Regions from separate parts of the Homo sapiens genome. Here all the other regions are linked to region 1. Evidence: chromatin contacts called from ENCODE Hi-C or POLR2A ChIA-PET data. All regions are on one chromosome and are shown on one strand. The core of a region is the stretch at or near the end of the contact, and the rest is flanking DNA. Distances in the headings are between cores, read along the strand shown. Region 1 holds the start of EIF3F (eukaryotic translation initiation factor 3 subunit F). Region 2 holds the start of SMPD1 (sphingomyelin phosphodiesterase 1). Region 3 holds the start of APBB1 (amyloid beta precursor protein binding family B member 1). Region 4 holds the start of ZNF143-AS1 (ZNF143 antisense RNA 1). Region 5 holds the start of TMEM41B (transmembrane protein 41B). Region 6 holds the start of ZNF215 (zinc finger protein 215).

Region 1 (5,076 bases), core at 1,782-4,281:
TCTTTTCAGGCAGGACTGTCAAGCATGTTGCCAGGACAGCCAGGAACCCACATGTGAAGGTTAATCCTATGGGTCAACTTGACTGGGCCACAGGGTGCCCAGACATTTGGTCAAACATTATTCTGGGATTGTGAGGGTATTTGGAGATGAGATTAACATTTGAATGAGTAAACTGGGTAAAGTGATTGCCTTCCCTAAGAGTGGCCTCATCCAATCAGTTGAGAACCTGAATAGAACAAAAAGGCTGACCCTCCTGTGAATAACAGGGACCTCTTCTTGCCTAACTGCTTCGAACTGGGACATAGGCCTTTTCCAGCCTTTTGACTTGAATGGAAACATCAGCTCTTCTTGGGGTCTCAAGCCTGTCAGCTTTCAGTCTGGAACTTACACCACTGGCTCTCCTGGGTCTCCAGATTGTTCACTGCAGATCTTGAGACTTCTTCCATAATTACAAAAGCCAATTCCTTATAATAAATCTCTTTCTATATATATCCTGTTGGTTCTGTTTTTCTGTAGAACCCTAATACACTCGTACAATACATTGCCCATCTACATGGGTACAGTCTATTTTCTCTCTTCCCATACCTCTGCCCTTTCCCTGATGAACCCAGGCCCCAGATATCTCTCAGACAGCCACTGAAAAGCCAGCATTTGGGATATACACACTCTCATCCTGGCCAGTCAGCCTCCCAGAAAGACCACACCAACCATCTGTACTCTCCTGCTCCTGGGCTATGTTGCTAGAGAAAAACCACAAGAGTTGGCCAGATTCTCGAGCTCTCCAGGCTCAGGGGGTGCTCCCATAATTGATCAATGCCTTCAATAGCTCACTCTCAGACCCTCCTCCAAACACTGTCCATTCCCCCGAGGCTTATCCCTGCCCTTGCATTGCCATTCACAGCAGATCACCTTGCCTCAACTTACCTGAGAAAAATGTCATTTGCAGGAGGTCCTGCAACTTCCCTCTCTCCCCAATTCATCTCTGCTTCTTCATCCATCCCCTTCTCTTTTCTCCCAGAGAGAAATGTCTTTAAGACATCAATATAAAGGCAAAGTTATTGAAGGCAAAGTGTCCACACCAACCCAGATTAACACATAGATAGGAGGTCTCAAAGGTGTGCATGGTCAGTTGGGGGCAGCAACACTTCTTCAACTGGGTTCTGTCCTCTGGCCTTTTTCCCATGAGATGATCTCAATGGACTGACCTTGACTCAGGCAGACCCCTACTAAGCACCCAAAAGGGAGGCCAGGGCCCTGGGCAGTCTCTCCAGCATGCCTCTCAGCCTGTGCAAGACCATCTAGGCTTCTCAGTGTGGGTCCACCTTTTGCCCGTTTCATTAGATATTTTTTCACACTTGTATATTTAATATTTCTCTCTCGTCTATATTCTTATCCTCAGTTTAAAATATACTTGAAACACTGCCATCCTAAATTGGCTGCCTCTCAATCCTGCTGTTTCCCTGGCTATTTCCTTAAATGTCTCCTTTCCTTCCCAGAAAACTTCCTGAAAGAAAAGCTGGCACTTGCTGCTTTCAGTTCAGACTGGCCATTCTCTCACACCAGATTTCTAGTTTCTGTGCCCACCCCACCCTCAGTCCCACTGACGTTGCTCTACTAGGGTTGCTAAAGACTCCAGGTCATCAAATCCAAGAGTTACTTTTCAATCTTCTTCTGTTTGGCTGTTCACCTTTGTTTTGGTGAAAGAAAGAATGCATGTCTACACAGAGCATTTACAGGGGAGCAGCGTCATGTGAATTCTAATAATGGAAGATTTCTCCAAGGAGAAATCAACTCTTGGGCACAGAATCAGGGATAAGAAGTTCAACCTCACCTATCCACTTGCCAGCTGGACACTAGGACTTGACCTAATTAAGGGAGTTGACAGTTTTTTTGGTGTTTTGTTTTGTCTTTACAAGCAGATGTTATCACCCCATTATACCAAGAAGGAAATTGAGGCTCAGAAAAAACTTGTAGATTGCCCCAAGTTACACAGTGGGTTATGGTCAGAGCTCCCTCCATCACATAGTGATAATAGCTATGACTTAATAACTACTGTATATCAGGCATGTGCTAAGAGCTTTACAAGGCAATACCTCATATAATCCTCTCCTAAAGTACAGACTAGTTTATACACCTTATTACAACTCCACTTGAATGTGTAATGGACATCTCAAAGGTGACACATTCAGAAATGAAATCAGGATCTTTTCCCCAAAACCTGCTCTACCTACAGCTTTTGCTATCTCAATTGATGGTGACTTCATCCTACTAATCGCTCAGTACAAAAAAAAAAAAAAAAAATTGCAGTCCTCCTTGACTCCTCTCTTTCACACCTCATATACAATTTCTCAGGAAACCCTATTGAAACTACCTTCAAAATATATCCATAATCTTCCCACTTCTCAGAACTTCTACTGCTACCAGCCTGGTCCCAGCCACCATCATCTCTCACTTAGATTACCTAGTGGCCTCCCAGCAGGTCTCCCTGCTTTTCCCTCTCTCGCCTCCCTCTCCTCACCTCCCCTCACCCTCCAGTCTCTTCTCAAAGCAGCAGGAGAAATCCAGCTAAGTTCTCCTTCTCGCCCATTGCAGCCTCGAGCTTCTGGGCTCAAACGATCCTTCCGCCTCGGTCTCCCGAAGTGCTGAGATTACAGGCGTGAGCCACCGCGCCTGGCCTTAAAATCCTTTTTAAAGGCACTTTGACATCCATTATCTCATTTAAGTCTAAAACACGAATTTCGACCTCCGCGCTGCTTTCTGGTTCCACCTGGCGGCAGCTGCACAAAGTGTTTCTCTTCGAACGCCGTCCCAAGTTTTACCCGGAACTACTTAGCCCAGGGTTTCCTGAGTGCTCCTCGGGCCAAAAGCAGAGCGCACAAATTCCAGAAGAAATTACCAACGGCGGGACTATTTCAGTGCTCCGAGAAGTATCACCAGTAACCAATCAGCAAAAAGCTCTAGCTCACGTGGTGTATATTCAGCCTATCAAGCTCCTGATATTCATGAATGCTGTCATTTCCGCTTCCGCCTCCTTCTTTCTCGACAAGATGGCCACACCGGCGGTACCAGTAAGTGCTCCTCCGGCCACGCCAACCCCAGTCCCGGCGGCGGCCCCAGCCTCAGTTCCAGCGCCAACGCCAGCACCGGCTGCGGCTCCGGTTCCCGCTGCGGCTCCAGCCTCATCCTCAGACCCTGCGGCAGCAGCGGCTGCAACTGCGGCTCCTGGCCAGACCCCGGCCTCAGCGCAAGCTCCAGCGCAGACCCCAGCGCCCGCTCTGCCTGGTCCTGCTCTTCCAGGGCCCTTCCCCGGCGGCCGCGTGGTCAGGCTGCACCCAGTCATTTTGGCCTCCATTGTGGACAGCTACGAGAGACGCAACGAGGGTGCTGCCCGAGTTATCGGGACCCTGTTGGGTGAGTGGTCAGAGAAAGTTAACATTCTTTTCTTCCTCCCACTTCTCATTTATCTCACTCCCCTAACTCATTAATTCTTTAATTCCTGGTGTCCTACCGTCCTTTCCTCCCATCCCCAATGACCTCTTAATCTATATCTGCATCCTACCTTTTGCTGTGACTTATCTTCTCAAGCACTTGCATCTCTCCTCTCTCTCCTGCCGGATTGCTGTCACTTTAAGCGACATAAAATACACAAGGAGTAGTTGTGTCATTTACTGAATATTTTATGCCAGTGGTTTACATTTATGCCAGTGGTTTACATTTTACATAAACAGCAGTTTATGGCAAGTATGATGGGCTGCATCTACCAAAAATGAGTTCACACGCCGAGTGGGAAGTCAGGAACCCTTGACTCCCTATACCAGTGACCACATATTTCTCCCTTATCCACTGACTAAATGTCATCGTTTTCCAGGTATTGACAAAGTTTTCTAACCAGTTGTCAAAGGAGTGGGGACGTTTGTAAAAAAACATTCCTCCCAACAAGTAAACCGGTTTGGTTGGAACCCGCTTGGGATTTTATAGTGTTCTGCTGTCCTAAACGTCTGAGCCTGATCTGTGTCCCTCAGTGTCCCCTAATATTAGTACCTAATGTGAGAAACCCTGTTCCCCCATTTTGCATTTGGACGCAAACAGTTGTATTATCTGTTTATATTTCTGCCCTTAACCTTCAGGTCGAAAAATGACCCATTCTCTGCCTGTGTTCCAAATTTGGGGAATAGATATTTTATGTTAAAGTAGTTTGTAAAATGGAAAAGCACTAAAGAGGGATTGTTGATAATAAATTCCTTTCTGGAGACTATGCTGGTCCCATGAAATTCGTTTCCATTCCATCTTAGTGCCAGATTTTAAATAGCTTTGTGAATCCACTTTATTTACAAGCATTCTTTCTCTTTCATACTCTTGAACATCTACTAGTTCTTACACCATAGAAGACAGTTGGTATATTGCAAAGCAGACAAGATTTGTAAGCAGACCTCACAAAACATTTGCCATGTGACTTGGGGCAGATTACCTAAAATCTGTTCTGTCAGGAGCTACTTTAGACTTAGTCTTTGTGAGAGCTAAATTAAAAACTTCTGACTATGCTGGCACACATTAGGTACAGCTGTTAGTTGCCATTCACATCAGGCCTGGACCACCCCAATGCATACAGACACACATTTTCTCTCCTTTATCTATCTTTGACGGTATAGCATTTTACAGAAACTTAAATTCATATCTTCTGAACATTGCTTGTCTTTTCTCAGACCAAGCTTTTGCGTTCTCTTTGCCACAAGTGCTTTTCCTGCTGTCCTTCATTTGTTTAAGCTCTACCTACCTTCCACGTTCCCAGCAACAGCATTAAGTGCCGGTCCTCCATCCCATACCCGGACCCTCACTCCATTCTTAACCTTCCACAGCATGATGGTGTTCTGTAACTGTGCCCTGCTCTGAGCTTCTGTAATAAATTATTTTTGCATCACTGACTTGACACTCAGCAAATACTTACTCTTTTGGCTGCACTTTCTAATTTTCCAAGCTCGCTAAAGCTATTTAAAGAAACTAATTCATTACCCATGATTTATGCTTTAGCGCCCCAAATATTCCAGTGATCCAGTCAGACCAGGTATAATCTAATCT
Region 2 (5,076 bases), core at 2,577-5,076, 1.6 Mb before region 1:
GATTACACTGTTGCACTCCAGCCTGGGCGACAGAGTGAGACGCCATTTTTAAAAAAAAAAAAAAGATTGTGGAGACCAAGGTTCTTTGAAGTCTCTTAGTGGCTGCCCTTAGAGACAACAGTCGACAAATGTTTCCTATTCAGACCTTTAAAAGGTGCTAGACTCTCAGTTAATCTCTTCAGGATTGGAGGGCCCAGAAGAAAAAGATCTGTGTTATTAGAGATTCTTTACAGATGTAAATTTTCCCCCATAAGGTACGACTTTGCAGGGCCATTTCAAAATATGGCAAAGTGGCCGGGTGCGGTGGCTTACTCCTGTAATCCCAGTACTTTGGGAGGCCAAGGCAGGCGGATCACCTGAGGTCAGAAGTTCGAGACCAGCCTGGCCAGCATGGCAAAACCCCATCTTTATTAACAATACAAAAATTAGCTGGGCATGGTGGTGGTGGGTGCCTGTAATCCCAGCTACTCGGGAGGCTGAGGCAGGAGAATCCCTTGAATCTGGGTGGGGGAGGTTGCAGTAAGCCAAGATCACCCCATTGCACTCCAGCCCGGGCAATAAGAGTGAAACTCTGTCCCGCCCCCCACCCCAAACCAAAAAACATATATATATATATATATATATATATATATATATATATATATATGGCAAAGAAACATGTTTTGGGGTAAAATATTTTGACTTTCTTCTTTATCACGTAATTTTATGCCAGAGTATGACTGAAAAGGCAGTCACAATATATAGTGTTAAATAAAACCCAACTGATAAGAATTTATGGTTTGTAGGGCATGACTCCCCAGACCCTTTCGATAGGAATTTGAGCAAGATAAGAAAAAATCAGAGCTTAGTCCTCATTAGGAACTGCCTCTTCTTCTCCTTTAAAAACCCACTTGTGACTTCTGCTAATTGGGAGCATATACTCAGGGCAACTTGAATCTTCGCTTCACAGTCTTCAAACTTGGCCCAAATAAACTCTCTACTTATATCAAGTTTGCCTTAGATTTTTCCCTTTAGGTTGACATTTCCCAGAAGTTTTAATCAGATGAAGAAAGCTCCCAGAAGGTTTATTTCTGCATCTATTGAATCTGAAATGTCTTCGGCTTAAAATAATTGTTATACCAACTCTGGTGTTCTGAATGGGTCCCCACACAGCAAAGAATAGAGCCAGAATGTTGCATTTGTGAAAGGAAAATAAAAACTCAGGACTCCAGTTGACTATGCCAAAAGGAAAAAAAATAAACTGAAAACTGAGTCATGCAAGAAGCTGCCTTTCCTTTTGTTCCTAAGCAGATAGCTACAGACAAAAGGTTAAATATTTACAAAATTAGCCGGGTGTGGTGGCACATGCCTGTAATCCCAGCTACTCAGTAGGCTGAGGCAGGAGAATCACTTGAACCCGGGAGGCAGAGGTTGTGGTGAGCCGAGATTGCGCCATTGCACTCCAGCCTGGTCAACAACAGCGAAAACTCTGTCTCAAAAAAAAAAAAACAAAAAAAACACAAAAGGTTAAATATCTCCACAGGCATATTTACTTTATCTTATGTAAAGTGCCAGACGAACACATAATTGAGTATCTCCCTACCTGCTCCTTTTCTCTTGCGACATGTGGATTACCATACCCTTCTTCTTTCCCTCCAGCTCACTTTTCCCCTTTAAATATTGAAGCCCTCAAAATCATCTTTGGAGAAAGCCACAGACCACAGACTGTTTCTGCGATTCCGTGTTTATTTCTTCCAGCCATGTCCTTAACCTTGGCAAAATAAACCTCTAAATTGATTGAGACCTGTCTCAGACATGTTTTGCTTGACACATCCAAATTCCAGTTCCAGCACTTACTAGCTAGCTGTGGGATCTTGAGCCACTTACTTAATCCTACTTTCCTTCTCCGTAAAATGGGGATAATTATAATACCGACTTCCAAATTTGTTGTGAGGATTAACGTAAGGCAGAGTCCTCAGAAAAGTACCTACAGAGGGTTATTCGGGCCAAGGGCCAAGGTTGAGGACTGCGACCCAGGACACACTTGCAAGTTGTCTTGGGGGAGCACTCTGGACAACAAAAGAGAGGCTCATATTTTCAAAGAAAAAAAGATGAATTAGGAGAGGAAATGAATACAAAAGTTGTTCATCAGGAATTCTCATTGTTTACAGAAATAACACTGGTTATACATTGTTTAGCGCTTGGCTATACATTGTTGAACTATAAGGTGTATGGCATTTAATGGCTACTTGGCATAGCAAGTGGTTTCAAGAGATAATTACTTAGCTCAAAGAAGAGTGAGAGTGACTGTTGCTACATTTTAAATGCCTGTCTGGGCCTGATAATTTAAAGGGGCTCATCTTCCTTAGATAAAAAGGTTTTGTTTTGTTTTGTTTTTCATAGTACATAATCTTAAAAATGCATGCTAATTATTACTGTGAGTACTCTATCTGAGATGATGTCCCCAGAACTGGGGGGAAAAAACACTTGTAAAAAATTATCAAAGGAAAGAACTGACAGGACTTGATAGCTCTGAGGATTCCTCAGAAGCACTCGTCAAACAGCTTAGGGTTTAATTGCTATTCTGCCACTTAACTTCTTTGTGCCTCATCCTATCTGTAAAGGAGGGTAATAATAGTATTTGCAGGGACCAAGGGAAACTTTCCCTTCGCCCTCTGAAATTCTGCTGAAAAATCAACCCACAAAAAACAGATTAATTGAAGAAAAGGCATAGAAATTGTATTAATGTGTCCACGGGGAACCACAGAGTGACTACCCACTTCCCAGACGAGTTCAGAAGCTTAGGTGTCATTCAGGCAAAGGGGGTTGTGGGAGTGAGGGGAAGAGGAATTCTGCTGAGGGAGAAGGAATGGATCAGGGAACAGATTAACTAGCACATTATCATGTGAAGGGGTCTGTTCAGGTGTGATTATATTCTTGGTTTTGTAGGGAGGGGAAGAAAAAAACCGTTGTTCCTTTTGATGGGTCTGGACGCTAGGTAACGGCTTTGGGAGAGAGGGCGCGGGAGTAGGAAGGCCAGACACACCTTAAGGCTTAACTTAGTAAGTCAAACCACCATATTTTGGGTATGGATTTCTGAGCCCCAATATAATAGGTACTTCTTAGGGTTGTTGTGAGAATTGAAGATTATTAATTATAAAGTGCCTGGGTTGGTGCTTGGCACATCATAAACAACTCCATAAATGCTCGCTTTTACTGTCGTGGATACACGGAGGTGGGAGACCCAATTGGGTTCCCGCCCATGTTATTGGCCCCCACGGCTATATGGTCTTTACGGCTTCCTAGTCTCTTCACCATCTCTAAGGTTTGTTTCCTCATCTGAATCACAGGTGAGTGATTCTCAGGGTGACTCAAGAGGGCTGGTGCCAGTGGCAGAGCATGGGGAATCGAGGGAAGGCGCCTTCCTGTCAGAGGCAACACACCCAGTGGGAGGATCCTGCCCGCCCTGCTCTCTCCTACCTCCCCTTCCCGGGCTAAACGCTGGGGTCGGTCTGGCAGCTATTCCGGGAATCTGAGCGCGGATTCTGACAAAGGAGACGTCTTCCACCGACCACATCACATGGAGCTCCAAAGCACGAGCACGGCCTCCCGCGGCTGTGACCTCAAGGCGGAGCCCCTGGTGACCTCAGGGAGAGTCCCCACCCCCGCAGCCCGTGCGCCCGGGGCAGGGCGGGGGCAGGGAGAGGGGGCGGAATCGGGGCGGTCCCGGGAGCGCCCCGCCCCCTCCGCCTCCGCAGCGTTGACAGCCGCCCGCCACCGAGAGATCAGCTGTCAGAGATCAGAGGAAGAGGAAGGGGCGGAGCTGCTTTGCGGCCGGCCGCGGAGCAGTCAGCCGACTACAGAGAAGGGTAATCGGGTGTCCCCGGCGCCGCCCGGGGCCCTGAGGGCTGGCTAGGGTCCAGGCCGGGGGGGACGGGACAGACGAACCAGCCCCGTGTAGGAAGCGCGACAATGCCCCGCTACGGAGCGTCACTCCGCCAGAGCTGCCCCAGGTCCGGCCGGGAGCAGGGACAAGACGGGACCGCCGGAGCCCCCGGACTCCTTTGGATGGGCCTGGTGCTGGCGCTGGCGCTGGCGCTGGCGCTGGCGCTGGCTCTGTCTGACTCTCGGGTTCTCTGGGCTCCGGCAGAGGCTCACCCTCTTTCTCCCCAAGGCCATCCTGCCAGGTTACATCGCATAGTGCCCCGGCTCCGAGATGTCTTTGGGTGGGGGAACCTCACCTGCCCAATCTGCAAAGGTCTATTCACCGCCATCAACCTCGGGCTGAAGGTGAGCACTGAAGGGGCTGCAGTGGAGGAGGCCGAAAGGAGTGCTGGGGCTGGGGGCTGGGGCTGATGCTGGTGCGCTGGGCTCAGAATGCATCCCTGATGGAGAGGGTGGCATCTACAATCCATCACTGAGTTTGCTCCCCTTTGGGGACACCCATGGCTACATGCCACCATCACCCCATTGTGACCTTTGTGAAGTAAGAAAATAATGCAGACAGTGCCTGAGGAAGTCAGCTTGCCAAGCAAAGGCCTCATGCCACAGGCCGCTGAGCTAAAGAAGAAGCGATGGCCTGGTGCTGCCTGAGTTACAGGGCAATATCTGGAAGGCAAAGGTGTGCACTGAGCTTGGTGCACTGAGTCCTGCCCAGCCCCAGTTTGGAAATGGAGGCCCAAGGGGTGGTGGCCAGGGGTTGGCCTGGTTCCTCTGCTCTGCCTCTGATTTCTCACCATGCGCTCCTCCCACTGCAGAAGGAACCCAATGTGGCTCGCGTGGGCTCCGTGGCCATCAAGCTGTGCAATCTGCTGAAGATAGCACCACCTGCCGTGTGCCAATCCATTGTCCACCTCTTTGAGGATGACATGGTGGAGGTGTGGAGACGCTCAGTGCTGAGCCCATCTGAGGCCTGTGGCCTGCTCCTGGGCTCCACCTGTGGGCACTGGGACATTTTCTCATCTTGGAACATCTCTTTGCCTACTGTGCCGAAGCCGCCCCCCAAACCCCCTAGCCCCCCAGCCCCAGGTGCCCCTGTCAGCCGCATCCTCTTCCTCACTGACCTGCACTGGGATCATGACTACCTGGAGGGCACGG
Region 3 (5,076 bases), core at 816-3,315, 1.6 Mb before region 1:
CCATCACGCCTGGCCCTTAAGACCAAATTCTTAACATGGCCTAAATTTCCTGCTCAGTCTGGCGCCTGCCTTCCTCCTCCCTGCCCCTGGCTTTGGTCACACTGCTCTGCAGCCTCAGTAGCCTTCTTCTGATTCCTCGAAGACATGTGTTTTCCTTCTACAAGGTGTTTGCATGTGATTTCCATGCTTCCTGGGACCTCTTCTCCTACTCTCTAAGCTGAATTAACTTCTACTCATCCACTATATTTTAGTTCAAACGTCATGTTCTCAGAGAAGCTGTCCTCCAACCCTCTCTCCCTATCCCCGAGACCAGTTTAGCTACTGCTCTTGTGCGTTCTCAAGGCACCATACAGCTTTTCTTCATGGTACATATTACATTTGTAATGTTATTCTTATTTGATTTTTCTCCTAGATTGTCAGCTCCAAGGACTCAGTCTCTTTTGCTCACAATTATATCTTCAGGACATAACACAGTGCCTGGCATATATTAGGTGCTGAAATCATATTTATTGCATGAATAAGTGATTGGAAGCATTTTTCAAAGGATTACTCTGGGTACTGTGTTGAGAACAGTTAAAGGGAGGTAGGCAAGAGGGTATGCTATTAAAGTAGTCAAGGAAAAAAAATGGTGGTGGCCCAGATTAACTTTGGTGGCAGTGAGGAAAGAGCGAAATGAATGGATTTGAGAAATATTTAGGCAGTGGATGTGACAGAACTTGGTGAAATGAGATGCAGAGAGTGAGAGAGGGGTTAATCTCAAGTCTTGCTCATGACTCCAGATTGGCAAAGAGCCATTTTTGAGATTCGAAGGAAGAACAGATTTGGAAGTGGGGTACAGAGAAAACCACAGAAGATAATTTAGCTTGGAATCTATAGGTTTGGAACTCCTGTTTGTCTTTCAAGGAGATGTCAAGAGAGCAGCTGGACATATGAGTCTGGATTTCAGGAAAGAAGTCTGGGCTGGATATATAAATTTGGGAATCATTAGCATATATATGAAATTTGAAGCTTTGGGAGTAGATAAAATATCTGGGGAGAAAGAACAGATACTGAGAGAAGACAGCTCGGGACAGAGCCAAGAGCCTCACCAGCATCTAAAGAGAGGAGGAGAGGAAGCAAATGAGATTGAGAAGAGCAGACAATGCTGTAGGGCAGAAAGCAGGAAAATGCTTCAAGGAGAGTGAGTTGACATACCCCACCGAATACTACTCAAAGGTAAAGGAGATAACAGTGTCCACTGGAGTTCTCCACAAGGAGGTCTCCGGTGACCTTGGCCTAGACAGTTTCAGTGGGTGTCAGGGACACAGAGTGGAGTGCTTTTAAGAATGAATGGGAAGTAAGGAAATGAAGACAGCAAGCGTTGACTCTGAAGGGCGGAGAGAGCTGGGACTATAGCTAGAGGGGCTCAGAATGCAAGAGATACACAGGCCGATACAAAACAGGTTAGGAATTGGCAGTGGGAAAACTGCTTCTAATCAGTGTTCTTGGCAGTGCTAGGCCTCCTGGCTGAGCTGGGGACACAGCCGCCCCAGGGCACACCCCTCGGTCGCTGAGGGCAACAGAATGCGGCTTGACAGATCCAGGGCCTGGGACCCCTGCTGGAATCGGCGCGGCCTGCCAGCCCACCCCACCCCACGTCCCCTTCCCGGACCTGGGCCTCCCCTCCCCCAACACCCACTGCCCCTCGCTTCGCGTCCTCCATACCCGCCCCTAGTCACCCCGAGGGGCAGGAGGTAAAGGGCAGCGGAAGGGACGGTGTGAGGGCCCGAGTGGACCCTGCGATGGTGGGTATGAGAGGACGGTCTGCGGGCGCGCGGTGGAAGGGCGACCCGGGGATGGGGGATGGGGCCGGCCGGGGGACCCGGGCTGCCGCAGGGTAGGGGCTACAGGGTCCGCCGGCCGCTGGTGATCGGGACGCAGCCACCGGGGCTGGGCCGGGGCAGGGACACCTCCTACCTGCGCGGTGAGGCCCCGGGCCCAGATGACGGAGGTGGCTCAGGCTGCGGGGTTCGGGCTCCGCCGCGGCTTCTCCATCACAACATCCCCCGCCCAGGAGCGCGCGGGCCGCGGGGCCGCGCCCCGAGCGGCGGAGGCGCGCGCAAGGGGAGGGGGAGGGGCGCCATCTTGGGGCGGGCGCGGGAGCGAGCTCGGCGGGCGCGGCACTTGCCGCAGCTTCTTGGGGGCCTCACCCTGCGGGCGGCCCTCGGACCTCGGTGAGCCCCGCGGTCCAGCCCTCCCAGCAGACACCCCTGCAGCCGACTCCCTGGGACCCCCGCCTAGCGCGGCGCCGTCCTCCACTACTATTCCACAGACTCACCCTGCGCGCCCCGCAGCGCCCTGGTCCCGCACCCACGCCGGGAGACGCGCGGACGGGGCTGGAGCCCGAATGGCGGCGGCTGTGCGGCGCCGCGGCCGCGCGGGGAAGGATTCCCGGGAGGCACTCTGCGCCGCTCCTGCTGCACCGCTCCCTGACGTCCTGGTGGGGAGGCTCTGAGGACACAGCGTTGCTCATAATAATAGCTCGTATTTATTGACCACTTACACCGTGCCGGGCTCTCTATTAAACCGTTAACGCGCATTAATCTTCACATCAGCTCTGTAAAATCACCAGAATTATTATCCTCATTTTTCAGAGGCTGAGGCTAAGATTAAGAGAGGTAAAGCGACTTGCCCGCAGTCACAGTTAGTGATGAATTTAGACTGGAACTCCGATGTTTCTTGACACTGAAATACCTCTGCTGCTGAGCATAAAGCTGACATCAAGGCCTGGAAAATGTCAAGAATACATTGCTCCCCGGTAGAAATTCACAAGGAAGGGGATATTGTGAATGAAAAGTGTAAAGATGTAAGGAAGATGGTGGGGTGCAATACTTACTACAGACCCTCCCTGGATAGTGGGATACATCCCAATGGTCAGATCAGTGACCCAGAGGCCATCAAGGATAATGAGAGGTTATATTACCATCCAGAAAGCCTCTACATGCTAATCCCTCTCAGGTGCCTAAAACTAAAGATATCCAAATCTGAGTTCGTTCTTTCTTTCAAGGCAGGGTCTCACTCTGTCACCCAGGGGCAAGATCATGGCTCTCTGAAGCCTCAGCCTCCAGGGCTCAGATTCCTCCCGCCTCAGCCCCCGGAGTACCTGGGCCACAGACATGTGCCACCGCGCCTGGCTTTTTGTATTTTAGTAGAGAGGGGGTCTCACTGTGTTCCCCAGGCTGGTCTGGAACTCCTGTGTTCAAGCGATCCTCCCACCTCGGCCTCCCAAAGTGCTGAGATTACAGGCGTCAGACACAGTGTCCAGCCTCAATTTATTGTTTCATCCCCCTTTATTAGTCTTTTAAGGAGTTTCACTGGGGTGAAAAAGAACCCTCTTCAACACACACAACACAACACACATCCCACACTGGACACAACTCCATTCCATCCATTCCAATGAATGACACCAACTACTGGCTTCCCAAGCCAGAAGCTTCAAAGTCATCTTTGAATATACTTTTATTTTACTTGTGGTAAATATAAATGTTTTAACTTTTTATTATGGCAAATTTCCAATATATACTAAAGCAGACAGAACAATATAATGAACCCTCATATACCTATCATTCAGTTTCAACAATTATGAATTCACAACCAATAGTTTATAATGATTTGACAAATGCCTATGATATATGAACCATGTATCAGGTCCCAAGCCAGGCCCTAGGGATCTAAAGACGAATCAGATTTGACTGCATCTCACCTGGAGGAAATGACATCTGACCTGGGTTCTTGAAAGATGAAGAAGAATTACCCAGAAGAACAAAAGTGTCCTCATTCATTCATTCATTCATTTTCTTTCATCAAATAATTACTATGTATGAGGTACTGTCCTTGGTGCTAGCAACAGGTCAAGAAACAAGATACAGTTCCGTCTCTCATACAGCTTGAAATTTAACAGGGGAAAGAGACATTAAATATGTAATTAGGAATGTGATGAGTGTCTTGAAGGAGATGTACCGGGAGCTATGTGAGTGGGCTTAATTTGGCCTGGGAAGTTTAGGAGGCTTTCATAGGAAGTGACAATTCAGTGAGGGAAAGGGATGAAGGAGCTAGAGGTCAGCCAGGAGAAGAGAAAAGTATTCCAAGTAGCAGGAGAAATACAGGAAGGTCAGTATGGGTGTTGATATAGTTTGGATATTTGTCCCTGATCAAATCTCATGTTGAATTGTAATCCCCAATGCTGGAGGTGGGGTCTGGTGGGAGGTGTTCAGGTCGTAGGGGTGGATCTCTCATGGCTTGGTGCTGTCTTCCCCATGATGAGTGAGTTCTTGTGAGATCCGGTTATTTAAAAGTGTGTGGCATGGCCAGGCGTGGTGGCTCAGGCCTGTAATCCCAGCACTTTGGGAGGCCAAGGTGGGCAGATCAACTTGAGACCAGGAGTTCGAGAACAGCCTGGTCCACATGGTGAAATCCCATCTCTATTAAAAACACAAAAAAATTAGCTGGGCATGGTGGCGGGCACCTGTAGTCCCAGCTACTTGGAAGGCTGAGGCAGGAGAATTACTTGAACCCAGGAGGCGGAGGCTGCAGTGAACCGAGATCACGCCACTGCACTCCAGCCTGGGCAGCAGAGTGAAACTCCATCTCAAATAAATAAATAAATAAATAAATAGTGTATGGCACCTCTCCCCCCACACTCTCTTGCTTCTGATCAGCCATGTGGGATGCCTGCTCCCACTTTGCTTTCTGCCATGAGTAAAAGCTTCCTGAGGACCCCCTGGAAGCCAAGCAGATGCTGGTGCTATGTTTCCTGTATAGCCTGCAGAACTGTGAGCCGATTAAACCTCTTTTCTTTTCTTTTTTTTTTTTTTTTTTTGAGACAGAGTCTCGCTCTGTCCCCCAGGCTGGAGTGCAGTGGCGCAATCTCGGCTCACTGCAATCTCCGCCTCCCGGGTTCACACCATTCTCCTGCCTCAGCCTCCCAAGTAGCTGGGACTACAGGCACCCACTGCCATGCCCAGCTAATTTTTTGTGTTTTTAGTAGAGATGGGGTTTCACCGTGTTAGCCAGGATGGTCTCAATCTCCTGACCTCG
Region 4 (5,076 bases), core at 2,577-5,076, 1.5 Mb after region 1:
CAGTTGGGATTACAGGCACCCACCACTATGGCCGGCTAATTTTTGTTTTTTGCTTTTTTGAGATGGAGGCTCGCTCTGTCACCCAGGCGGGAGTGCAGTGGTGCGATCTCGGCTCACTGCAACCTCTGCCTTCCAGGTTCAAGGGATTCTCCTGCCTCAGCCTCCTGAGTAGCTGGGACTGTAGGCGCATGCCACCACGCCCAGATAATTTTTTGTATTTTTATTATTTATTTATCTTTTTGTTTGCTTTTTTGGGACAAAGTCTTGCTCTGTTGCCCAGGCTGGAGTGCAACGGCACGATCTCGGCTCACTGCAACCTCCGCCTCCCGGGTTCAAGCGATTCTCCTGCCTCAGCTTCCCAAGTAGCTGGGATTACAGGCACCTGCCACCATGCCCGGCTAATTTTTGCATTTTTAGTAGAGACGGCGTTTCACCATGCTGGCTAGGCTGGTCTCAAACTCCCGACCTCAGGCGATCTGCCCACTTCCGCCTCCCAAAGTGCTGGGATTACAGGCGTGAGCCACTGTGCCCGGCCAATTTTTTGTATTTTTAGTAGAGACGGGTTTTCACCGTGTTAGCCAGGATAGTCTTGATCTCCTGACCTTGTGATCCGCCCGCCTCGTCCTCCCAAAGTGGTGGGATTACAAGTGTGAGCCACCGTGCCCAGCCTAATTTTTGTACTTTTAGTAGAGATGCGATTTCGCCATGTTGGCCTGGTTGGTCTCGAACTCCTGACTTCAGGTGGTCCACCCTCCTCGGCCTCCCAAAGTGCTGGGATTACAGGTGTGAACCACCGCACCCGGCCTTTTTTTTTTTTTAGATGGATTCTCACTCTGTCACCCAGGCTGGAGTGGAGTGGTGTGACCCTGGCTCACTGCAACCTCCGCCTCCGGGGTTCAAGCCATTCTCCTGCCTCAGCCTGCTGAGTAGCTGGGATTACAGGCGCCCACCACCACGCCGGGCTAATTTTTGTATTTTTAGTAGAGACGGGGTTTCACCATGGCTCGAACTCCTGACCTCGTGATCCGCCTGCCTCGGCTTCCCAAAGTGCTAGGATTGCAGGTGTGAGCCACCGCGCCCGGCCTGAAATAATTGCTTTTAAGCTTAACTCATCGTTTATCTTTTTTCTATATATATCATATATAATTTCTATATATATAGTATACATATATATCATATATAATTTCTATATATATATAGTATACATATATACTACTTTAATGCTTATAGCATGGTATAAATATGCCAAAACCAACCAATTCTCCAGTAAGTTTTAAGTTACTGAAAGAAGTGTTTTAGAAAATATTATCTTAACAGTTTTTGAAGGGGGCTACAAATAAGTTACCTCTTGTTTAGGAAGTTGGGGAAATTATTTAATTTCTGCATTTAAGAGCCTGGACTAGTACTGATTGACAGGGAAACATTTTCAAGCCATTAATTTGACCGGATATAACACGATATAAGGGAAGGGAGATGAATGGGATAACATTTTAAGCTTATGAATGGCTCTGAATATATGTACATTTGAACTCTGTTCTATAGTCACTGGTAAATACTGTTAACACAACGTTCCATTACCTGTGACAAATCAGAATTAGGTTTCTCTCTGAATCCAGTTACAATTATAGCATCCTATCCACCGCCACCATCATCGCCATTCAATTTTTAGAACAACTCAGTAGCTTCTGGGGATACAAAGATGTCCTGTAATTGTTATCTACAATAAGAGGGCGATTTAAAAATTCTTGAGATTCTGTATTATAGTGTTTTAATGAGTAGCCTACAGGCATGGGACTTAGTGGAACTGCATAAAAATATTCTGATGGGTTAAAAAACACCTCCAATTACAAAACACAGATACATGTGGAGGGAACAGAAATTATAAATTAAAACCATTTGTTTTTCAGCTGGGCTACTTCTTTGTAACAGAGAATGTATCCATTGGGTAGGAGACTGATTTTAACTGAGCAAAATCCTCCAGTTAAAAGTAACCTAATCCTTTTTTTTTTTTTTTTTTTTTTTTTTTTGAGACGGAATCTTGCTCTGTTGCCCAGCCTGGAGTGCAGTGGCGCAATCTCAGCTCACTGCAAGCTCCGCCTCCCGGGTTCACGCCATTTTCCTGCCTCATTCTCCCGAGTAGCTGGGACTACAGGCGCCCGCCACCACGCCTGCTAAATTTTTTGTATTTTTAGTAGAGACGGGGTTTCACCGCGTTAGCCAGGATGGTCTCGATCTCCTGACCTCATGATCTGCCCGCCTTGGCCTCCCAAAGTGCTGGGATTACAGGCGTGAGCCTCCGCGCCCGGCCACCTAATCCATTTTTTATATGTGACACTTTTATTTTAAGGGCTTAAAAAGTAATCCGGGCCGGGCGCGGTGGCTCACGCCTGTAATCCCAGTACTTTGGTAGGCTGAGGTGGGCGGATTACGCGGTCAGGAGTTTCAGACCAGCCTGGCCAACATGGTGAAACCCCGTCTCTACTAAAAACAGAAAAATTAGCCGGGCGTGATGGTGGGCGCCTGTAGTCCCAGCTACTCAGGAGGTTGAGGCAGGAGAAATCGCTTGAACCTGGGAGGCGGAGGTTGCAGTGAGCTGAGATCGTGCCACTGCATTGCAGTCTGGGCTACAGGGCGAGACTCCGTCTCAAAAAACAAACAAACAAACAAAAAACAGTAATCCGAACTGATTTAAACTTCTTTATTAACAGAATATATGTTCAAACAAAGCTTAAAGTCCCATTTTCTTTCCATTGGCGTCTAGGCCCCTATTACTCAACTATCCGTTGGTTAGGGCCTGCACCTCAAGGTAGGCTTAATTGTAAATCAAAATATTTACTATCCACACTTAGAGGGCTATCTGTAACATCGTTTTTATTTATCCCCGTCCATTCGATAATCGTCTGAAATGCAAGACATTAAGTTGAACATCATCCAGCTTTCTCCCTGTTTTTCTAAGCGCGATCCAAATCTGTTACAACAGGGTAGTCTCTCATTCTCTTGGTAGCTCAATTCTACCCCCTGGCCGACTTAAGAAATTTTGAGTCTAATACACCCACCTCATCTTTAGTCGGCCTGGTGCGCCAACGCAAATTTGTACTGAGTACCTTCGGAACTGACTAGTAAGTATATCCAAAGGTTTAGAAAGGGCTGGGTTAAGAGCTACAAGAAGCATTAACCGCAACGGCCACAACTAATTTGTATCCATTCTTAGTAACTTTAGGGAACCAGACTGAATGCTTCTCCCACCCTTTTGACTTTCCTTTATTAGTTCGCAACACAAGAACATACAAAAGACCGTAGCGACAACCATTTCTGACGCCTTCAACTTTTAAATCCAAATTACGTGAAACCACAAAGCATCAGTGGTGTCTCCCCGAGGAATCCAAGACCCCCCGGCCGGTTGCCAAGCCGCCGGAATTTCAGCAGGAGAGGAAGGCTCACCCTCCCACCGCATGGCGATGCCCGGGAGACTGGAGAAGCTCAGGCAGGCTTGGAAGCCAATCCCCGGCATACAGCAGCTCTCGGGAATGCAGAGCCCTAGAGCAAGACCAAGGGCCTCGGCCGACACTGAGAGCCTCCAGGGAGAGGTCAGGTCTCTCTTTCTGTCCTATTTCTCCCTTCGACTTCCCTCCCAGCAGGCTGCTATTGAGCATTCAGCAATCGCCAGACAAAGCCCTTCTGGTCTGCAGAACGCACTCCGGCAAGCCCACCGGGAGAACCAAAGCCGCCTCCTCGCCCCTGTGGGGAAAATGGCGCTCGTCACCCCGGCTCCCTCCCGGGTAATCACAAGGACCAGCCTCCCTCCCTCGCTACAAAATGGCGCCTCCCGCTGGGGCCCCAGAATCGGTATGACTCGCTAGTCAGTGAGGCGGGGTCCGTCTGGGATAAGCGGTTATGTCAACCAGTCAGACACAGGAGCTTTGATTCTGCACTTTGCGCGAGCCACTCAGGGGCGGGCTGTAAAGTCAGGCTTGGCTGACGTCAGTTGAGTGGGCGCGGCTAGGGCGGTTTTCTTTCGCGTCGACCAAACGTGGGCCAATGGAAAACCGGAAGCGTCCTGTGAGTGATGTAATGACAGCCCAATGGAAGCTGGGGGCGGGCCTCAGACACACTATGCGGGTTGCGGGGCCTGGGGGCCGGACGGCTGTTTCCTGTCCTGGTGCATGGTGGTCGGACGAAGGAATTGTTGGAAAATTTTCTCGGAGGTTCGTATATAAATGTGTTTTTACCCAGTGTGCATTATTCTCCGCCTGGCCGCCGCCCTCAGCGCGGCGGCGCGGGCCCGCTTGGGCCCGGGCTCCGGCTCCCGCTGCTCAGCCTCCGCCGCAGGCCTTGCCGATTTTATGGGCCGGCCGCGGTAGCGGCGTCTGGGCAGAAGCGGAGTTTATTAATAACCCGCGGCCGCCACTCTAGGCGGCGGAGCTTTTTTCGTTGAGGACTCAACTCCCCCCAGCTTGTCTCTGAGCGATGCGCCCCGCCTGTTTCCCTCAGGGGACCGCCAAGGGGAGGGAGTGAAAGAGGGGAGGGTGGAGCCCTCGGGAGCCTTGGCCGCGTTTCTCGGCCTGACCTCCGCGCAGAGCGAGTCCCCAGGCGCCGCCGAGGCAGAGTTCCGCCGCCTGGGACGCCGGGCCCACGGGCCACACCAGGCCGCAGCGGGGGCGCCGGGGACAGGGCTGGCCCAGGCCCTCCCAGGACCTGCCGGTCTCACCTAGCGCTTGCTTCCCATGCGTATCGTGGGCAGATTGTTTCCCCCTCACCCTTTCTTCTATTAAAAAAAAAAAAAGGTTACTGAGGTCTAACATCGGATATTAGAAATTTACAATTTTATCCTCCCTTTTCTCCAGTTTTGGCCAAAAGAGTGAACAAATTCTTATAAGTCTCTTTGAAACGTATTATTGTGGAACGCGAACTAGTTTTTATTCCTTCCCCTTTTGCTTTGGACATTTGTTTTTTCCACATAATAACGAAGTTAAAAAGAGGAAAGAAGAATACCATTGCCAGCCCATTATTTGTTTAAAATCAGCGTCAGCCTTTGCTTTGGAAGTGTCTAAATCAGCTGATATAATCAAGTGAGAA
Region 5 (5,076 bases), core at 972-3,471, 1.3 Mb after region 1:
CACACCTGTAGTCAGCTATTTGAGGGGGCTGAGGTGGGAAGATCGCATGAGCCCAGGTAGCTGAGGCTGCAGCAAGCTATGATCATGCCACTGCACTCCAGCATAGGTGACACAGCGAGGCCTTGTCTCAAGTCACTAAAAACAGGCCTTACTTCATCATGAAGTGAAGGCACGCCTTCACATCTCTTCCCTGTCTTCCTATAGATTTGTGATCTATAGATGTCATGGGACAGCATCATAAGAATAATTGTAGGCCAGGCGTGGTGGCTCACGCCTGTAATCCCAGCACTTTGGGAGGCCGAGGCGGGCGGATCAACAGGTCAGGAGATCGAGACCATCCTGGCTAACAAGGTGAAACCCCATCTCTACTAAAAATACAAAAATTAGCCCGGCGTGGTGGTGGGCGCCTGTAGTCCCAGCTACTCGGGAGGCTGAGGCAGGAGAATGGCGTGAACCCAGGAGGCGGAGCTTGCAGTGAGCCAAGATTGCGCCACTGCACTCCAGCCTGGGTGACAGACCGAGACTCCGTCTCAAAAAAAAAAAAAAAAAAAAGAATAATTGTGTTGAATGTTTTGTTGTAATGATAAAATAAGATTAAAAAGTAAGAGCACTTTGGAAGTTTCAAGGTTTTATTTTTTGAATAGCTTTAGGTAAAAATCATGAATACAACTGGCTGCTACCTCAAATGAGATGTCAATTTTTAGGGATGCCCTATCTGGAACACTTTTTCAGGAAACCCAGACCTTGGAATATTGTCACCCTCAGTAGTAGAGTCTTCAAAACAATCTTTCTTTTATTCAGAGCTGATTTATACATTAACAACGATTCATTTCTCAGTTTTTGAAATTATATGAAGTCACCTGGATCCAGTGTATATAAGCTGGAAAAATACCCAAAAACATAAGGCTGACAGAGCCAAATTAGACTGTTGGAGACATTTTAAATTATTTGAAAATACATTAACATTTTCTACTACATACTCTTAGAAGTTCTCCTAGCCATCACTGGTGGTGGAACACACCTATGTGAGCTACAGACAAACTTGTTAGGATCACTTTAAGTTTATGAGCTTTAAAATCATTTAAAGAACGATTCCAGGCCAACACGGAATCAAAGTATTTAGTTTCTACGTACAGTTTTTTCCTTAAAACAATATTTAAAGCCGTGAGATTCTGCAATTATAGAGGCAGTAGGAATAAAGAGAAAACAAAAACCAAAAATAAAGCCGTGAGAAATGTCAGGATGATGTAGTGGGGAAATAAACTTTAGAATGAGTGACCTTAGCTGTAACTAAGTAATTGCTAATATTTATTTAGCCCCCACTTCATATCCAAGCATTGCTCTAAATCTTTTACGTGAATTATTTCGTTTAACCCACGCACCACCTATTAAGTAGATATTATTATTATCCCCATTTCACAGTTCAGACACTGAGCTTTTTTTGAAAGTTACCAAGTCCAAGGTTCCAAGTAAACAGTAGGGCAGGGACTCAAGCCCAGGTGTACTGCCACCTGGAAGTATTAAGTCCTCGCTCCTAACTACTACTTCACTGATCTGGCTTTATGACTTTATAAGTCATATACCCACACTGGGCCTCAGTTTCTTCATCTGTAAAAACAACGCAGCGAATGCCACAGTACAGCTCCTTCCAGCTCTGCCTAGCGTCGTTATCATCAACCTTACAATCTACCTGAGCGTCAACAAGCCAGTGTCATCCCTTCTTTTAAATGAATTCTACTCAAACAGCATTTACAACGCACCTACTCGGCGTCCGGCCTTGTGCTGCGCGAGCGCCCAAGCCCAACTCCCCCACGGTCTCTGCTCCCGCCGCGGCGCCAGCAGGCCCCCCTCTTTCCCCGCGACTCTCCGAGAATAGCGGGGGTCCTTTTCCCCACCCGACACACAGAAGCCTCGGGCCACCCCCAGCTCTGCTCCCCGGGCCCACTCACCCTTCTGGTGGTCTCTGCTGCCAGGCGCCGCGAGACCCCGCGTCCCCGCTGCCCCGTCCCCCACGGGGGTCGTGTGGTGAGCGCCCAACTGCGATCGTTCGGCGACTCTGCCTTTCGCCATGGCTGCTGCAAGGTGAAGGGAGCGGTGCGGTGCCGCGCCCCCTAAACAACAAAACTCTGTTGCAGGCTCCTTACTACGCCGAAGCGCCACGGCTAGAGCCACTTCCGGCGCGACCTCCTCACCCGAGACGACCTCAGCCCAGCGAGTACTGCAACCTCCTGCAAACACCCGCAGCGCCCACCACAGGCTAAACCCCGCCCCGTGCCGCCCCCGAGCCTCGCGTGCTCGCGCCGGCCCAGTAACCGCGAGACAAGTCAGGGTCCTGGACCGCCCCCTTCAGTGCCCCGCCCCGGCCCGCCCGCGGGAAAGAGGTGGCCGCCGGGCGCTGGGGCGAGAGCATGCGCAGTCGCGGCACTCGAGTCACCCGGCTGCGACTCGCTGGCCCTGGCGTCTAAAGCGTAGCCTTAATTACCCGGAAGTGCGGTCCCAGGGACTTCAAACCTTTTGTCCAGGCCGCCGGAGGTGCCTGTGATTAGTCGGCATTTCGCGGCTGAGGCTGATTCAGCCCATTACATCAATTCCGCAGCTGCTGTCTTCAATTTGGAGGCGCCAGAGAGTGCTTGATCTAAAAGATGGTGGGAAATACAAAGGTTGAGCAAAACCTACCTGAATTTCAGGAAACTAAGGCTCAGAGAGGGCTACGTACAACCTGTGAAGATCACAGGATGGCAAAAATGGGCTTAGAATCCAGGTTGTCCTGTTCCCAAAGCTAACGGTTTTGCATTAGCTGCTGCCCCTTACTACTAAACCCAAGTCAGCTCTACATTTAGCTTATCCCTAAGCTAAGCGGAAACATGCCTTTTCCACAGGTAACTTTTTCTGCTTCTACCCCTCAGAGCACATTCAGCTTACTCACCGTGGTTACCTCTTGAAAGCAACTTAGAGGCCGGTCGCGGTGGCTCAAGCCTGTAATCCCAACACTTTGGGAGGCCAAGGCGGGCGGATCATTTGAGACCAGGAGTGTGAGGCCAGACTGGCCAAAATGGTGAGATGAGACCCCGTCTCTGCTAAAAATACAAAAATGAGCTGGACATGATGGCTTGTAATCCCAGCTACTCGAGAGTGTGAGTCAGGAGAATCGCTTGAACCCCGGAGGCTGAGGTTGCGGTGAGAAATTGCACCGCTGCACTCCAGCATAGACCACAAAGCAAGACTCCGTCCCAAAAAAAAAAAAAAAAAATCCTGATTGTTTCTATTCAGTAATTACATTTGTAGGAAATTATTCCATGAAAATAAACATAAATAATTCCTCTGTATTAGTATAACAGTGAAAAACTAAAAGCAATATAAAAATCCAACACTAAATAAAAATGGTTAAGTAAATTATGGGAAACCCATTCAATTGAACTGTTTTATGTACACATCCTTTGCCTACTTCTGGCTCCCATTTTATTTCCTTCATAGTCATTAAAAGCAATTAATTCTGTGAACTATTTGTTTACTTGTTTATTGTCTGCCTCCACCTTTAGAATATAAGCTTTAAGGCAGGGGCTTTGTCTTTTTGTTTTTTGTTTTTTTAAGTGATGGGAATCTCACTATATTGTCCAGGCTGGATCTGAACTTCTGGACTCAAGGGATCCTCAAGCATCAGCCCTCTGAGTAGCTGGGACTACAGGCTCCATGCTATGGCTCCCAGCTGGGCTTTGTCTTTTTGATCACCATTGTATCCCCGGTAGCTGACAGAGTGCCAATACCTAAGTGGCCATTCAATGAATTTGTTGAATAATTTTTTTTTTTGAGATGGTGCCCAGCCGAATAAATTTTCAATCTTAGGAAATTATATTTATGGGCCAGGTGCCATGGCTTACACCTGTAATTTCAGCACTTTGGGAGACCAAGGTGGGCGGATCACCTTGAGGTCGGGAGTTCAAGTCAAAAAAAAAAAAAAGAAAACATTTTATATATTTTACTATGCAAACATTAAAAATTGAAGTACAACAAAAACTAAAAACAAACACTGAGAAGTATTTGACACATAAGAATTACTACAAATCAGTAAGGAAAGCACAACTCAACAGAAAAATGGGCAAAGAATATGAATTATCAACACACAGAAGAAAAAATTAAATGTGCTTAAGACATCTGAGTGCGCAGTGGGAAAGCCAACTCCAAAACTTAGGAAATTCCAAAAAATTAGGAAAAGATGAACAACCTCAGTGCAGTGTGATAAGAGTGACTGAGGGGTGCGCAGATTGCAATAGCAGAAGAGAGGAATATCTAAATTACAGTGGGGCTGTAAAGTCTCCCAGGAAGCAGGATTAAAACTGATTTTTAGAGGATGAATAGGAATTAACAAAGTTGAAAGCAGAGAAAATAGCTTTTGCAAAGGCTAGAAGCTACTGCTTATATTAGAAAAAAAGCTTCAAGCAAAGGGTGGGAGAATGGAAAGAAATGCTACGAAAGATATGAGACCAGGACCTTATCACAAACTGCTAAAAGTTTGAACTTAATCCTCAAAGATATTTAACCAGAGAGGGACTTAGTAAGATTTGTATTTTTGGCCGGGCACATTGGCTCACCCCTGTAATCCCAGCACTTTGGGAGGCTGAGATGGTTGGATCACCTGAGGTCAGGAGTTCAAGACCAGTTTGAAAACCCGTCTCTACTAAAAGTACAAAAAATTAGCTGGGTGTGGCCGGGTGTGGTGGCTCACGCCTGTAATCCCAGCACTTTGGGAGGCCGAGGTGGGCGGATCACGAGGTGGGGAGATCAAGACCATCCTGGCTAATATGGTGAAACCCCGTCTCTACTAAAAATACAAAGAATTATCCGGGCGTGGTGGCAGGCGCCTGTAATCCCAGCTACTCAGGAGGCTGAGGCAGGAGAATGGTGTGAACCCAGGAGGCAGAGCTTGCACTGAGCCGAGATCGCGACACTGCACTCCAGCCTGGGTGACAGAGCAGGACTCCATCTCAAAAAAAAAAAAAAAAAAAAAAAAAAAAAAAAAAAAGCTGGGCGTGGCAGCGGGCGCCTGTAATCCCAGCTACCCGGGAGGCTGAGGTAGGA
Region 6 (5,076 bases), core at 1,013-3,512, 1.1 Mb before region 1:
GTTCCCACTCATTCCACCAAAATAGATGCCAATGGGGCTTCTTCACAAAGCTGTCTGCATGAAACCACTACATACTAGGGAGGGAAGGGGAAAATAAAGACAAAAAATTCTAATGAAAACATACTTAATACATACACCTAGAAATCATCATAATGATGACGTATCAGTCAGGGCTTTTAGTTTCAAGCAACAGAAACTAAGCATGATTTAAGCTAAACGTAAAAATATTGAAATAGTATTCGAGTCATGTAGCCAGAACCACAGACCAAAATTGTACCACAGAATTGGCTCTATGAGGACAAGACTTCCATTCAGCACTAGAAGCATGATTTACCTGCCAACACCATCAGCACAGGACACTGCTGCCGGAGCTGCTGATTCTGGAAACTGAATATTGCTGCATCCATTGCCACTGTTGGAAAGAAAAAAAATGTCTTCTGACAAACACAACCTGAGTCAGGCGATCAAATTGAACACCAACAATGATAAGTCATGTTGATAGTATGTACCTGTGATATGATATAATAAAAATGGCACTCTATCTCTGTGACCTTCATCTCCAGTCTAATCATAGGAAAAATATCAGAAAACTCCCAATAGAGGGAGATCATACAAAATACTTGACCAGTACTCCTCAACACTGCCAAGGTTAGGAAACACAAGGAAAGTATGAGAAATCGTCACAGTCCAGAAGAGCCTAAAGAGACATGACAACTAAATGTAATGTGATATTCCAGTTGGGATCCTGCATCAGAGGAAAGAAAAAAGATAAAAACAAAACAAATAAACCAGCTAAAGAAGTCTGGTCCTTACCAGCCTGGACAACATGGCAAAAATCCATCTCTACAAAAAATAAATTTAAAAAAAAATTAGCCAGGCATGGTGGCAAGCACCTGTAGTTCCAGCTACTTGGGAGGCTGAGATGGGAGAATCACTTGAGCTCAGGGAGGTCCAGGCTGCAGTGAGCTGTCACACCACTGTACTCCAGCCTGGCAGCCTGGGTGACAGAGTGAGACCCAGTCAAAAAAAGAAGAAAGAAAGAAAAGAAGCAAGCAAGCAAGAGAGAAAAAGAAAGAAAGAAAGAAAGAAAGAAGAAAGAAAGGAAAGAAAGAAAGAGAAAGAAAGAAAAGAAAAGAAAAAAGCAAAGAAAATAAGAAATCTGAATAAAGTATTGTGGACTTAATGTATCAATGTTATTTTATTTTTTATTTTTATATTTTATTTTTATTTTCTTAGTTGTAACAAATATACCATAATAATTTAAGAGGGTAATAACAGGGAAAACTAGTTGTGGAGTAGAAGGTAACTCTGTATATTACCTTCTCAATTTTTCCAAAACTGTAAATCCAAAACTGCTCTAAAAAATAAGGTCTATTTAAAAAGAAATAAAAGAAACTATATGGTGTGTCCTTGTTTTTTTGTGTCACTAGCTGTTCAAAGTTGCCATCTTGTTTTACCTTAGTCCACTCCTGGCCTAGATATAAAGCTCTCTCTGGTTTAAGTTCTTTCACTCTGCTCCTACAGCACTGTCCACATGCCTCTAGGCAAGCACTAATCATATTATCATGTACTTAATGCCACCAAGCATTCTCTCCTTTGTGACACACACATCCCTTCCCTCTGTGTCTCCACACCCACCAGATTTCCTCCTACCTCTCAGGCTGATCCTCCTCTCTCTTTTTTGCAGGTCCGCCTTCCTGACTCAACCAATGGTGTTGGTGTTCCCTGGGCCAATTCCAGCCCATTTCCTTCTATTTTCTCTCTTCCTCTCTGTCCCTTTCTCTGCAGTCCTATTCCAATGGATAGCATCAATCACCATCTACCCAGATTGACCCAAATTTTACAGGTCTAGCCCCAGACATCTCTAAATTCCCAAATGCCTACATCCAAATGCCTAATTGACAATGCTTCTCAGATGCCACAAAGTACCTCAGTCTTAACAAGCCAAAACTGAACAACGAACTGCAAGCCCTCTCACTTCCATACAAAACTGAATGAATGAATCTGTGAACCAATAAACCAATAAAGACCATGTAAGAGACAATGTCTTGTCGAAATTGTCATTGTTTTTTGATTCCAGACAAATGGGGTGTGGGGAACAGAAAGGCGATTTGGACTAGTTTCCCCGGACGGGATGAGGCAGCGCCGGAAGTATGACGCTCATTTCTTTAAGCCACTAGAAGCTCACCGTGAGTCCATTCACAGGGCCAGAGTTCCAAGTGTGCGGCGTGGGCGGGGCCTGCAGAAAGGGACGGGGCCTGCAGAAAGGGACGGGGCTGGCAAAGGCCTGGTCTACCTCACCGATCCGGGTCGCGGGGGCTCCTAGGGGGTTCCTTCCACAGCTGGTGCGCGTGCGCAAGAGTGCGTCGAGGTTGTTCCGCGGCAATTTATGAAACTCGGAGCCGGCAGTGAGTTGAGGGTTCGGCGAGGTCAGGGATTCCTAGTTGCAGCGTGATTACCAACGCCAGCTCCCTTCACTGTCCAAGACAGCGATTCCGCGGCTCCTCTGAGAACTGGCGCTTGTGAGTGACTGAACGGGCCACTGGAGAGGAGCGGTGCTCACGGGTATCGTTCTCGTCAGCGGGCGGTGGGGACGCGGGGTCTTGGAATTGGGAATCACGCTTGAGGGCGTCCATGCGGAACGTGCAGCTTACCTCAGCTTGCTTGCAGTTACCCAGTTTCCACGCTGCCCTCCAAGGTCTGTGCCGGAAAACCTGGAGGAGGGCGCGAGCTGACGGGAGGGATGGAAACGTGGGCTGCGGAAGTAAGACAAGCGTTGAGAGCAGCGACAGAGGGCGAGGGGGTGGGCGGCGGGACGGCTGGGGTCAGGATCCAGCTCCGCTAAAGCAAGGATTTAACCACACTCCTGTCGCCTCTTCCACTCTGCAATAGGGGCAGTCTCCAGACGCGCAGAGTGGTTAGTATGTTATGATCAGCTGGTTTGGGAATGGCTGGTATTGATGCCTCATGGAAAAACCAAGCGTGACTGGATCAATCAACTGGGAAAGACAATGGAGTTTTAATTAATTCATATTGCCTTGTTTTCCCAGTCATTCCTGGCCACCTCCCTAAAAGATTAAAACCTCCAAGTATCGTACTTATTTTAAAATAATTCTTTCTCCATTTAACATAAATGACTTCTATTCAGTCACTTATTTGCAAACTGTTTTCTGTTCCTCTTTATCTAAGCTACTCTCGCCAGGTGGTTCTTACCTCAAGCAGCTGTCCTACCTACAACCTGTTTGATTAGAAATAACCCTCTTCACAGACAGTACCTTTTTTCCATAATTAGCAGCTGTTCGAGTTCCTTGCGGCCATAAAACCGTAGAACTGGTGCCACCTGGTTATATTAGTCTAACCATCCACTACAACTTCAGGTCCCTCCGTCACAGTGGTACTGGCTCCGTGTCTTAATCCTGAATCCCACCTTTATATCAGAGGCATCTATTCAGTACTTTAGAGTTTAACTGTTATATTTCCTGGCTTTGTATATTCCAGTGTTCATCATTTGCCACTTAAGCTACTTGCAGTCACGTCACACCTTGGATCTCTATCATCAAAACTATTCCACCTCGGAAATCTTACCTAAATGCAGCATGCCATCCTGAACGTCTCTCCCTGTCCTAGCTCTGTAACTGTTTACAGTGAGTAATTCATTAATTTGTGTTTTTCACCTACAAACCTCCCAGTATATTTGTTGCTTTTTTTTTATTTCCTGAGTTGGATATTTAATGCATCTCATTCTTGTTTAATTATATGTAAGGCTTTTCCATTGCCTATCAGGAGCTTCAGCTGTGCGCTTTAGATTTTGACGTACAATGTTTTTACTGTTTTTAGATACTTTGCAGTTGTCCTTTTGATTCTCTTTTATCTTTTTTTTTAGAAGCAAACATTTGAATTTTAAAGTAGGTGAAATTGTTTTTTCTATGTGGTGTTAATTTCTGGTTTTGCATTCTAGTAATAAATATGGTTTCCACTACTCTTGTTTACCATTTATCAAGGATTTTCTATTTGGTAGCCTAATAAATTGCTTTTGTAAACATTCCCTTAGGTGCTTGAATAGAAACTACATTTTATCTAGTTTTATTTATCTATTAGGCTAAGCATATTATTTATATCCACTATACTATTACTTTTTTGACTTTATCTGTCAGAGTCTGAGAAAGTTACCTAATATCCCATTTCTATTGTATCACTGTTGACTTCATTTCTTGTTTTCTGAGAATTTTGCCAAAAATGTTTCAAGTATGTTGTACATTTAATGAGTTATATTTCATTATGAGTTATAATCATTTAGTTTCCTCTAATGTATTTGTGCTTTTAATTCATTATAATTTTAATTCACTAAACTCTTGAATATTTTTTGTTTGCCTGGTATTTTTTAAAAATTCTTTTACATTTAGTTTTGGAGTTCTCGTTTCGGATGTCTTTTGAGTTTTATGTAGTTTGAGTTTAAATTTTTACCCGGTACATTTATTGTTGCAATTAACATCTCTGTTATTTTTACTTTTTAGTATAAAGCCTTTTCTGTTTTGTCTTTGACATATGGCCTGTGAGCTTTTATTTTTTCTTTCTCCATTTATGTTACTTTCAAAGTATCTGGGCCCATAGTTCATTTTTTTGTTGGACTAAATTATACTACTTCAGGACTATTCCACCAGTCATATTTAAGAGCTCTCTCTTGGCTGGTGGCTCAAAAGTGGAGCTAATGAGGCCAGATCAGGAGGGTCGTGGATGTCAACAGTTGTGGCGGGTTTTCAGTCTGTTGTATTGACGGTGGGCCTTGGCAGCTGCGAATGAGGAGAAAGATGGTCTTTTGTTATGAGTTTGGGGAGATGTCAAGGAGTACTCCAGAGGGATTCATTACAGGAAGCACTTGTTTCAGGGCAACTGGAAGCAATTTTCTATCCCGCGAGACCCAGGAATAGCCCATGAAAGGCACCATTACCCTTTTCCTCCCCTGGCCATGACAACCTAGATGGGATCTTTCAAGCCAGAAGGCACCTGCCTCTGTGGCTTTCCACTTGCTGTGGGAAATCCTCTGGGGAGCTTGCATTCACAGAGAAAAAAAGTTTC

Evidence for each region. Hi-C counts contacts between places; a loop is a spot of excess contacts on that map. ChIA-PET counts read pairs that join two places held with the same protein, here RNA polymerase II (POLR2A). Pooled maps may share reads with other maps.
Region 2: a pooled map shows a loop between it and region 1 (8-fold over the local background). The contact joins the promoter of SMPD1 here to the promoter of EIF3F in region 1. A Hi-C loop is called at or near these places in 1 of 168 maps with a recorded cell type or tissue (naive thymus-derived CD4-positive, alpha-beta T cell) and 8 of 50 pooled maps. POLR2A ChIA-PET finds 5 or more read pairs at or near these places in 1 of 52 experiments (GM10248).
Region 3: a pooled map shows a loop between it and region 1 (6-fold over the local background). The contact joins the promoter of APBB1 here to the promoter of EIF3F in region 1. A Hi-C loop is called at or near these places in 1 of 168 maps with a recorded cell type or tissue (naive thymus-derived CD4-positive, alpha-beta T cell) and 5 of 50 pooled maps. POLR2A ChIA-PET finds 5 or more read pairs at or near these places in 2 of 52 experiments (GM10248 and activated CD4-positive, alpha-beta T cell).
Region 4: a map of naive thymus-derived CD4-positive, alpha-beta T cell shows a loop between it and region 1 (23-fold over the local background). The contact joins the promoter of ZNF143-AS1 here to the promoter of EIF3F in region 1. A Hi-C loop is called at or near these places in 1 of 168 maps with a recorded cell type or tissue (naive thymus-derived CD4-positive, alpha-beta T cell) and 8 of 50 pooled maps. POLR2A ChIA-PET finds 5 or more read pairs at or near these places in 2 of 52 experiments (CD4-positive, alpha-beta T cell and naive thymus-derived CD8-positive, alpha-beta T cell).
Region 5: a pooled map shows a loop between it and region 1 (29-fold over the local background). The contact joins the promoter of TMEM41B here to the promoter of EIF3F in region 1. A Hi-C loop is called at or near these places in 2 of 37 single-sample maps with no recorded cell type and 8 of 50 pooled maps. POLR2A ChIA-PET finds 5 or more read pairs at or near these places in 1 of 52 experiments (GM12878).
Region 6: a loop to region 1 is called in a pooled map, with 6 times the contacts of the local background. The contact joins the promoter of ZNF215 here to the promoter of EIF3F in region 1. A Hi-C loop is called at or near these places in 8 of 37 single-sample maps with no recorded cell type and 10 of 50 pooled maps.

Annotation. Positions count from the first base shown.
Region 1 is chr11:7,984,306-7,989,381 of GRCh38, forward strand. It overlaps EIF3F (eukaryotic translation initiation factor 3 subunit F), which reads left to right and starts at 3,032. Exons shown (of 8, transcript NM_003754.3): 1 at 3,032-3,411. The coding sequence starts at 3,048. RefSeq lists enhancers at 2,667-2,846, 2,730-3,269, 3,270-3,808, 3,277-3,326.
Region 2 is chr11:6,386,648-6,391,723 of GRCh38, forward strand. It overlaps SMPD1 (sphingomyelin phosphodiesterase 1), which reads left to right and starts at 3,827. Exons shown (of 6, transcript NM_000543.5): 1 at 3,827-4,269; 2 at 4,737-5,076. The coding sequence starts at 3,952. It overlaps LOC124902624 (a long non-coding RNA gene), which reads right to left and starts at 3,709. Exons shown (of 2, transcript XR_007062573.1): 1 at 3,460-3,709. RefSeq lists a silencer at 3,544-4,043.
Region 3 is chr11:6,417,029-6,422,104 of GRCh38, forward strand. APBB1 (amyloid beta precursor protein binding family B member 1) reads right to left here and starts at 2,066. Exons shown (of 15, transcript NM_001164.5): 1 at 1,957-2,066. RefSeq lists silencers at 1,834-2,023, 2,034-2,433.
Region 4 is chr11:9,456,872-9,461,947 of GRCh38, forward strand. It overlaps ZNF143-AS1 (ZNF143 antisense RNA 1), which reads right to left and starts at 3,827. Exons shown (of 1, transcript NR_036539.1): 1 at 2,685-3,827. ZNF143 (zinc finger protein 143) reads left to right here and starts at 4,141. Exons shown (of 16, transcript NM_003442.6): 1 at 4,141-4,205. RefSeq lists enhancers at 2,510-3,145, 3,345-3,424, 3,515-3,614, 3,675-3,754 and a silencer at 4,525-4,734.
Region 5 is chr11:9,312,372-9,317,447 of GRCh38, forward strand. TMEM41B (transmembrane protein 41B) reads right to left here and starts at 2,222. Exons shown (of 7, transcript NM_015012.4): 1 at 1,950-2,222. The coding sequence starts at 2,070. RefSeq lists enhancers at 1,413-1,930, 1,931-2,446 and a silencer at 2,212-2,561.
Region 6 is chr11:6,924,164-6,929,239 of GRCh38, forward strand. It overlaps ZNF215 (zinc finger protein 215), which reads left to right and starts at 2,263. Exons shown (of 7, transcript NM_013250.4): 1 at 2,263-2,522; 2 at 3,499-3,644. LOC107984019 (a long non-coding RNA gene) reads right to left here. Exons shown (of 4, transcript XR_001748112.3): 2 at 1,654-2,999; 3 at 335-412.